Regions from separate parts of the Homo sapiens genome. Here region 2 is linked to region 1. Evidence: read pairs that join two places in POLR2A ChIA-PET (ENCODE). Cell type or tissue: K562. All regions are shown on one strand.

Region 1 (5,000 bases):
AAAAAAAAGAAAAAGTAAAGACAAATAAAAACACAGGCACACAAACATGGGCTCTTCCACACTTGTGTACTTTACTCAGAGGATGGGGTAGAGGGCGGTCCCACAGGAGAAGCATGTGAATAAAGCCACCGTCTCGGCGTGGGAGAGCCTGTGATTGTTACAGAAGTGATTCAGAGGGCCGGCCCTGGCTCCTTCCGTTTGGGGCTTCCTTGGGAAAGTCAATCAGACATGGAGGTCTTCTTTGAGAAGCTTTCTAGTCATTGTCATTGCCAAAATAAATGTGGCTTCACAGGCCACGGCAAGGACAGGCCTTGTCCCAGACAATAGCTCCTTTCTAGGAGTTTGCGTTTTAAGTCCGAGTGTCTTGGCATATAATAGGGTCCTGAATAAAAATGTCTTTGTATTTGAAAGGTAATTCATGGAAATTTTTCTTCTAAGGTTACCCTTCATTCTTGGGAAAATCAGATAACCCAGAATTGGTCTCTGGTTGAAGAATAAGGATGTATATTATTTGGACCTTAGTAATCAGCCTGCTGGATAAATGTGGAATCGTAATCTAGCTCTAACTACTTCATTTTATCAGTGAGCACACTGAGGCCCAGGGAAGTTGGAGGCTTCCAGAGGTCAGTCTCATTAGTAGGGGTCACATCAAGGGAAAGGGGGTCTGTCCCCTTGGATGCATTTGGCTTCTCTGAGTGCCCTGAGTCAGTTCTGTTCACCCCCGGGCTCTGTCCATGGTGCTTCATCTCATTCAAGGTGATACAAGTGATCCTGAGACCACTGACCTAAACACACCTGAGCTTCAGCCTGAGACCACCGATCTAAACACACCCGAGCCTCAGCTTCTCCCTGGGAACACAGGCAGTGTTGAAGGAGGAGGCAGGTGACAACTGTTTGCATGGCAGGGCTGAATAGTGCAGTTAAGCGAACTGAGGACTCATGGCTTTCCTTTTGCTGGGCTTTTTTTTTTTGTTTTTTTGTTTTTTTTAAAAAAAGAGACCAAGTCTTGCTCTGTCACCCAGACTGGAGTACAGTGGTGTGATCATGGCTCACTGCAGCCTCAAACTCGTGGGTTCATGCAGTCCTCCCTCCTCAGCCTCTCTAGTAGCTAGGACTACAGGCATGTACCACCACACTCAGCTAATTTTTCTGTTTTTCTTTTTTGTAGCAATGAGGCCTTGCTACATTGCCCAGGCTGTTCTCAAACTCCTGATCTCAAGCGATCCCTCTGCTTCAACCTCCCAAAATGCTGGGATTACAGGCATGAGCCACTGCTCCTGGCTTGGTTTTATCTTTTCACAGCTGTGATATTCCCCCCCCAGTGTGCTTGCCTGATTTTATATACAAATACCCTAGGATCTGCAGAGTGGACCCCTCTGAACCTGGTATCTGATGAAAAGTGAGCAAAGAATTTTGTGTTCTCCTAAGTTGTGGTGGCTTTGACTATGAAGCTCTAGCTGTATTGATAATAGTATTGGTTTTTCCATCCCTGTGATGCTCCGGTGAGACCGCAGGGAAGCTTGTCACAAGAGAACTAAAATTTCTGAGTCTCAGGGGAGGAAGGTTAAGACCCACTCCCCACCTCGAAATTCTTCTTTTTTGACAGAGGCTGAAATATGAAATTGCAGAGGTGATGACAGAGATCGACAATCTAACTTCCGTAGAGGAGAGGTAACAATTTGTGGCTACACCTTTAAGCTATTTACTCTTTTCTTTCTACCTCCATCCTGTAGTCAAACTTGCAGAAAGTGGGGTGAGAGTGGTTGGGATGTGGGGAGCCTGTGGAGTTGTTAATTCCTCTCCTCTCCCCCTACTCTGCGTGGAGGGGTCCAGGGGTGTTTCCCTGGATGTTACCTCCCATTGCCTCCTCTGTAAGTCATCATCTGCCTTTATAGGTTCAGGCATAAGCACAGGCACTTCAGGGTTGACCCGCACAGAAATTACCTGCCTGCGTCATAAGGAACTGTGCTTTATTAAAATCACTGGTTTGCATCATTAGCTTTTTCTGAAGTGTCTCAAGTTATCAAATGTGAACAGCAATGGTGGCTGCACCACCCCTGCCGCCACTGCGGAGACTGGGGGCCCCTCCGTGAGGGCCTGTGCTTCGCTTCCTTGAGCCCGTTGTTGCGGGGGAAAGTACACTGGAGGGCCGTGACTGGGCTGCATTGTGAAAACAGCATGAGTGATTTTTAAATTATTTCACACCAATAGCAAAACGACTCAGAGGAACAAACAGATAGCCATGGGAAGAAAGAAATTCAACATGGATCCCAAAAAGGTAAGAGAATGCTCTCCCTTTTCTGGCCTGCAGGAGATGGACTAATTGATTTGAACTGCCGTTTCCCTTTTGGACAGAGGTCAGAGGTGGTCCGCCCTGTCACCTCATAAAAGACTGGGAGTTGAAGGCACATTTTTATCAAAAAGGGGCTTTTCGCGAGTGGGGTGAAGCAGAAGTGCCTTGTAGGGCTGGTGCCCTGGGCAGAAAGGCCTTTCTTTCAGAGTGAGCTGCTGGGTGAGGAAGCAGCCTCACAGGCACGGCTTGGACGACTCAGCACAGGCCGGGCTTGGCTCCAGGCAGTGCCCTTGCTGTCGAGGCTCATATTCGCATCTTCCCGCTTGACCTGGGTCAGGGAATCACGTGACTAGGAAGGAGCAGGGGTGGGAGTGGAACCCTGGTGTCCAGAGGTTACGGACTTTATAATCTGGGTGGGTTAAGTGGTTCACATAAGAGGACTTTATTCCTCCATTCACCTTAAAAAGCAGGTGTCTGTGAAAAAACAAGGGATCCTCCACATTTAAGCCAGCATCTTTCTCTTTCCTCAAGTTGGATTTTCTAGGGAGACACTCGAAAACCGTGAAACCTGAAACATGTAGCTGCTTGTTTTTGAGACCGAGCTAAGGGATTTGGCAGAATCTGTGAAGCTTTTTGGGGGACATTTTGGTTTTGAGAAAGAAGGGTAGACCTGAGTCTTCAGGGTTGAGGAGAGGAACGGCGTGTCCACGGGAAGGTCTCGCTGCAGAGCTGGTTCACGCCACTCCTGTGGTCTTCAGTCGGTCTGCACTTTTTTTTTTTTTTTTTTTTTTGAGATAGAGTCTTGCTCTGTCACCCAGGCTGGAGTGCAGTGGCACGATCTTGGCTCACTGCAAGCTCCGCCTCCCGGGTTCACGCCATTCTCCTGCCTCAGCCTCCCGGGTAGCTGAGACTACAGGCGCCCGCCACCACGCCCGGCTAATTTTTTGTATTTTTAGTAGAGATGGGGTTTCACTGTGTTAGCCAGGATGGTCTTGATCTCCTGACCTCATGATCCGCCCGCCTCGGCCTCCCAAAGTGCTGGGATTATGTGCGTGAGCCACCGTGCCTGGCCCAGTCGGTCTGTACTTCTAACGTTCCCCTTGCTTTTCTGGCATTGAGCCTCTGTGCTAATGAGTTAATTATTTGTTCCTTCGATAAATATCTGATTGCAGAATTCCATTGTACAAGGTCTAAGATCTGTAAACTCACATAAGTGCAGGTGCAGTTGCAGGTGATATTTACAGAAGTGCATGTCGTTATTTCCTGCTCACGGTTTGCAGGTCTGGGACTGCAGGTATGCGCCACTGCACCCAGATAATTTTTTTTTTTTTTTTTGAGACAGAGTCTAACTCTGTTGCCCAGGCTGGAGTGCAGTGGTGCGATCTCGGCCCACCGCAAGCTCCACCTCCCGGGTTCACACCATTCTCCTGCCTCAGCCTCCCGAGTAGCTGGGACTACAGGTGCCTGCCACCATGCCCGGCTAATTTTTTGTATTTTTTTTTAGTAGAGACGGGGTTTCACTGTGTTAGCTAGGATGGTCTCGATCTCCTGACCTTGTGATCTGCCCACCTTGGCCTCCCAAAGTGCTGGGATTACAGGCGTGAGCCCAGTGCACCCGGCCCAGTTTCACCACGTTGGCCAGGCTGGTCTCGAACTCCTGACCTCAGGTGATCTGCCCACCTCAGCCTCCCAAAAGTGCTGGGATTACAGGCATGAGCCACTGCGCCAGGCCATGTCTGGATTTTCTTAAGGCCCAGCACATCTGCACCCAGAGGAGGGTTTTTGTTTAATGCATACACTCTAGCCACTGTGAAAACTTTCCTGTTGCTTTCTGGTTCTCTGCTTATGGGGCATAAATCATCTCCAAGATGGAATGAAAATTGTCAATTTTGTGAATTTGGAAATGATTTGATATTTTGGGTAACAGCTTTTCTTTAAGGAGTTGGAACTGTGGAGTTAGATTTATCAGCAGATGTAATAAGCATTGGAAGCATCTCAGGTTCTTTATGAAAGTGGATGTGCTCAGAACTGGGTCTTATGTTTTAAGGGGACCCAAGTAGTGCAGCACAGGGCAGCACACCAGTAAGTTCATGGATAAATTCTAATCTCATGAAATACATACAAATAAATACTTATTTTTTAAAGGGATGCTACTGAGTCCTGGTGCGGTGGCTTACGCGTATAATCCCAGCACTTTAGGAGGCCCAGTTGGGCAGATCACCTGAGGTCAGGAGTTTGAGACCAGCCTGGCCAACATGGTGAAACTCCATCTCTACTAAAAATACAAAATTAGCTGGGCGTGGTGGTGGGTGCCTGTAGTCCCAGCTACTCGGGAGGCTGAGGCGCGAGAATCGCTTGAACCTGGGAGTCAGGTTGCAGTGAGCTGAGATTGCATCACTGCACTCCAGTCTGGGCGACAAGAGTAAGAGGCTGTCTCTCAAAATAAGTAAATAAATAAAGTGATGCCACTACTGTGCATCAGGTTTCAGCTTCATGAGCGTAAACTTTTCTTCATGCCTATGAAGCCCTCTCTGTCAGGCTCTTGACTGTCTTCCTGTTTTATATATACCGTGTGTCAGATTTATAATAAGGGCCAACAAAACTACAAGTTTTGTAGACTTGAATATAGCACTTGTCAGTCCACTTGAGCCTTCCTAACACAATACCACAGAGGGGGCCAGGCGCGGTGGCTCACGCCTGTAATCCC
Region 2 (5,000 bases), 180 kb after region 1:
AACCTGGATTGTCTTTTTGGCTTCATGGGACTGTGCAGTTGGAGGGTGACTGGGCCCTGTTTCCACGGCACTCTCTAGGTGCAGGGACCATTGAACTATGTCTGCTATTTCTGTCTTAGCTCTGTACTGAAATAACAGTTGTGTTATTGGGTTTCAAAAGAAAGTCTGTCCCTCCTGATCTAGGCAGAAAGCCATTAAAGAAAACAGAAGGATAACAAGCAGTGGGAAAACAGACCAGAAAAGTTACCGATTCACCCATCTTGTGTCAGAAATGGACAGGCCTGTTTCTCCTGCTGGAAACCTAGGATGTACGTTTGCAATGAGAAAAGAGTGAAAGACTTGAGCAGGTACATTACAAAAGCACAATCACAGCGGCCAGTGAATATGAAAAGGTCCTCAAGTTAGAGAAGTCTGGAGAAATCCAAACTAAAACTACCTTAGGATACCACGCTACACCCACCAGCTTTGGGCAGGGTGCAAACATCAGGAATTCTTCTACCCTGCTGGTGAGCGGTGAGCGAGCGCATAAACCAGTATAACTTTGGAAAACAATTTAATAGAGTGGAAAGCCAGGCGGGCCGCTGAGCCAGCAGTCCCATTCATTAGTACATACCCCATGCCTGCTCCTCTGTATAAGAGTATTCACTGCAGGACTGTTCATAGCAAGTTAAAATGGAAAACAATCCAGTGTCCCTGAGCAAGCAGGATGGATAAGTATATGGTGGAGAGTCATGCAATAGAACGGTATAGTACAGAGATGATGAATACTTCTGATATTACAATAAAATGACTCCTAAAATAATATCTACGAAAAAGAAGCCAGGGCTGGGACCCAGTGGCTCATGTTTGTAATCCCAGCACTTTGGGAGGCTGGGGTTAGAGGATCGCCTGTGGCCAGGAGATTGAGACCACCTTGGGTCTCCATAACCACCTTTTATGTAGAGATGTGGTAAGACCTCATCTCTACATTAAAAAAAAAAAAACACCCAGACACATCAGACTATACGCTGTATGCTTACCTATATGAAGACTATTGTTTAGGGGCCGGGCACGGTGGCTCACACCTGTAATCCCAACACTTTGGGAGGTCGAGGCGGGTGGATCTCTTGAGGTCAGGAGTTCGAGATCAGCCTGGCCAACATGGTGAAACCCCGTCTCTACCAAAAATAGAAAAATTAGCCGGGTCCAGTGGACAGCGCCTGTAATCTCAGCTACTCAGGAGGCTGAGGCAGAGAATTGCTTCAACCTGGGAGGCAGAGGTTGCAGTGAGCTAAAATCACACCACTGCACTCCAGCCTGGGTGATAGAGTGAGACTCCATCTGAAAAAAACAAAAAAAAAAACAAAAAACCAGACTATATTGTTTAGGGATAAATAGTTGACAAAATAATAGAGACAAGCAAGACATAATTACCATAAAAATCAGGACCTGGGGTTGGGGGTGGAGAGGGAAGGTTTAAGTGGAAAGAATGGAGTGGTGACAATGTGTGTCAACCTGGGCCATGGTGACCCTGGGGTTCGCTTTGTAATTCCTCAAAATGAGCATTTATGTGCTATTCACTTTTCAGAGGGTAGAATCTCTGAACCAAAATGTTTAAGCAACCATATATTAAAAAAAGAAAAAATATGGACAGATTTGTATTTTAATTAAAACATTTAAAAAATAGAGACAAGGGTCTCGCTATGTTGCTGAGAGTGGTCTCAAACTCTTGGGATTCAATTGATCCTCCCGCCTCAGTCTCCCAAAGCGCTGAGACTCCAGGCGTGAACCACCGCGCCCGACCTGGAAAGATACATACATATATATATATATATATTTTTTTTTTTTTTTTTTTTTTTTTTGAGATAGAGTTTAGCTCTTGTTGCCCAGGCTCGAGTGCAATGGCTCGATCTCAGCTCACTGCAAACTCCGCCTCCAGGGTTCAAACGATTCTCCTGCCTCAGCCTCCCGAGTAGCTGGGATTACAGGCGCCTCACCACACCCGGCCAATTTCTGTATTTTTAGTAGAGACGAGGTTTTACCATGTTGGCCAGGCTAGTCTCGAACTCCTGACCTCAGGTGATCCGCCCGCCTCGGCCTCCCAAAGTGCTGGGATTACAGGCGTGAGCCACGGCGCCCGGCCTGGATAAATCTTTTAAAACATAAAAGTCTGAGTGAGTCCCTGGCCGGCCGGCACAGATGCCGGGGTGGGGCCGTGAACCGGTTGGGACGCGCTCGCTCCGGCCTGGGGGGACCCGGGCCAGCAGCCGGTCGCCGCGCGTGCGCACTGGGCGGGGGGCCCCGCGCTCCTACCTGCACGTGGCCAGCGCCCGGCGCTGGGCCGTAGCTCCTGCCGTGCACGTTGGGGAGCCGGTACATGCAGGTGGGAAGCTCCACACGGAGAGGCGCGCCGCCCCCGTGATAGGGCTTTACCTGGTACATCGGCATGGCAGAACCAAAGCAAAAGGGGGTAGCGCGTGCCAAAGGCCAACGCTCAGAAACCGTCAGAGGTCACGACGGAGACCGGCCACCTCCCTTCTGACCCTGCTGCGGGCGTTCGGGAAAACGCAGTCCGGTGTGCTCTGATTGGCCCAGGCTCTTTGACGTCACGAAGTCGACCTTTGACAGAGCCAATAGGCGAAAAGGAGAGACGGGAAGTATTTTTGCCGCCCCGCCCGGAAAGGGTGGAGCACAACGTCGAAAGCAGCCAATGGGAGTTCAGGAGGCGGAGCGCCTGTGGGAGCCCTGGAGGGAACTTTCCCAGTCCCCGAGGCGGATCGGGTGTTGCATCCATGGAGCGAGCTGAGAGCTCGAGGTGAGCGGGGCTCGCAGTCTTCCGGTGTCCCCTCTCGCGCGCCCTCTTTGAGACCCACGGCATTCCAACCTCCCTGGAAATGGGGGGAACATGGCCGAGGCGCGTGGCGAGGCAGCCCCCTGGAGGCCCCGGAGTGGCGACCTCAGTGTTGCAGCGATCTCGTGCCCCTTGGGTGCGCCTTGAGGCCGAGGCAAGCTCCTTCGGGGTCCTGGGCTGCGGGCAAAGGATTCGGCCCTGTGAGGAGTTGGGTTCGGCCTGTCCCAGACAGGCCTTGCCCACATCCCATCACAGGGCCGTGGACTTGAAGCGGGAGCGTGAAATCCCCATAGACTGAATGCATTTCCTTTCTACCTGTTCTCTCTCCCCTTTTATTTTTATTTTTATAGTATTTTATTTTTAATTTTTTTTTGTAGAGACGGGGATTTCGCTGCGTTGCCCAGGCTGGTCTCGAACGCCTGAGCTCAAGCAATCCGCCCGCCTTGGCCCCTCAAAGTGCTGGAATTAAAGGCATGATGCACCGTGCCTGGCCTTTTTAAAAAATTAAGGTTATTTTGGGGACGGTAGAGCGTCCAGACACATCCTTATTTGCATAGCTGCGCAGTTTTTAAAAATGCAATACGTTTCTACCTGTTAGGATGTGTGATTTCTGGCTGGTAAGCTACACCGAATCTTGGCTAGCACATTTGCATTCCATGTCAGATTTGTAAACGCAAATTTGCTCTCTGCATTTAAATATATTAGATATATTTAGGTAACTACATTTAAATGTATTGAGACATTTAAATAAATTTGGGGTCTGTGTCTAAATGCGCTCCCTCCTCAAAATAAATATCTGAAGTGGGCCGAGAGCGGTGACTCACGCCTATAATCCCAGCACTTTGGGAGGCCAAGGCGGGTGGATCATGAAGTCAGGAGTTCATGACCAGCCTGGCCAACATGGTGAAATCCGTTTCTACTAAAAATACAAAAATTAACTGGGCATGATGGCGGGAGCCTGTAATCCTAGCTACTTTGGAGGCTGAGGCAGGAGAATCGCTGGAACCCAGGAGGCGGAGGTTGCAGTGAGCTGAGATCGTGCCACTGCAGTCCGGCCTGGGCAACGCAGCAAGACTCGGTCTCAAAAAAAAAAAAAAAAAAAAATCAGAAGTGGACCTGTAGCCTATAGTGTGCTGCCAAATAAACTTATTTTTAGAGATACTTCTTTCCATTTTCTGTGAGGTCATCTGCAGTTTCACATGGTAGACAGACTTAGGTGAGATTCTTAGCAAGGTGGAATGAAGAGTAAAGAGGTTTGTTTATTTCAGAAGGGTTTATTAAAGGCCTACGATGTGTTAAATGCTGTAGGAAATACCCAGTGATTTCTCTTTCATGGAGGTTTCCTGCCTTCTCTTAACAAGTTATCAATTAAACTGTTTGCTGGAAATTGCTAAGTTAATGAACACACGGGATACATTCTTTGAGCAGACATTGTTTGGGCAGAGGAGGAAGAGGAGAGCGGTTTAGACAGAGACCTGCTTATACACTGTAGTGTCTCAAAGAGCTTGTGATGTTCAGGACAGTTGTTCACTGTGCTACAATATAGGGGATGGCTGGTTGCGGTCCCCTGTAATCCTAGCACTTTGGGAGGCCGAGGCAGGCGGATCACCTGAGGTCAGGAGTTCGAGACCAGCCTGGCCAACATGGTGAAACCCTATCTCTTCTAAAAACACAAAAATTAGCTGGGTGTGATGGTGGGCGCCTGTAATCCCAGCTACTTGGGAGGCTGAGATAGGAGAATCGCTTGAACCTGGGAGGCGGAGGTTGCAGTGAGCTGAGCTCATGCCATTGCCCTCTAGCATAGGCAACGGGGTGAGACTCTGTCTCAAATAATAACAATAATAACAATAATAATAATAATAATAATAATAATGTAGGGGACTTGATGAAGGGAAAGGATTAGAGAGATTCTGAAAAGAAGGTAGTTTTGGCCCCAATGATGACTAAATTTTAACTTTCATATAGTAGGAAGTGGGGCACTAGTAAATTTTTAAGCAGAAAAATTATTTGACCAGATTTGTGATTTCAAAAATAGCTCTGGTGATAGAGTGGAGGATGTATTGGAGCAGGGAATAAGGGGAGATAAAACCTTTATAAAACTCTTAAAGCTAGTACAGCAAGAGCTTTGAGGGTCTTTGCTAAGACAGCAGCTGGCAGCTTCAGTTTGGAG

The links. ChIA-PET counts read pairs that join two places held together with the same protein. Peaks named below come from ENCODE experiments on the same cell type or tissue, not always from the same donor. Only the 100,000 strongest peaks of a DNase experiment are listed, where the experiment ranks them.
Region 2: POLR2A ChIA-PET joins it to region 1 with 5 read pairs; 2 of 35 experiments call an interaction of 5 or more read pairs at or near these places.

Annotation. Positions count from the first base shown.
Region 1 is chr7:6,184,328-6,189,327 of GRCh38, reverse strand. CYTH3 (cytohesin 3) reads left to right here. Exons shown (of 13, transcript NM_004227.4): 3 at 1,607-1,671; 4 at 2,212-2,278. Among named protein-coding and RNA genes, the nearest start is that of USP42, 82 kb to the right of the region's middle. In K562, no CTCF peak of the experiment used is centred here; no DNase peak of the experiment used is centred here.
Region 2 is chr7:6,006,791-6,011,790 of GRCh38, reverse strand. PMS2 (PMS1 homolog 2, mismatch repair system component) reads left to right here and starts at 2,742. Exons shown (of 15, transcript NM_000535.7): 1 at 2,742-2,794. The coding sequence starts at 2,772. AIMP2 (aminoacyl tRNA synthetase complex interacting multifunctional protein 2) reads right to left here and starts at 2,519. Exons shown (of 4, transcript NM_006303.4): 1 at 2,293-2,519. The coding sequence starts at 2,427. RefSeq lists a silencer at 2,151-2,310 and enhancers at 2,841-2,940, 3,628-4,319. In K562, a CTCF peak has its summit at 2,909 (motif pointing left); DNase peaks (open chromatin) are centred at 2,260 and 2,650; H3K4me3 peaks cover 3,020 bases.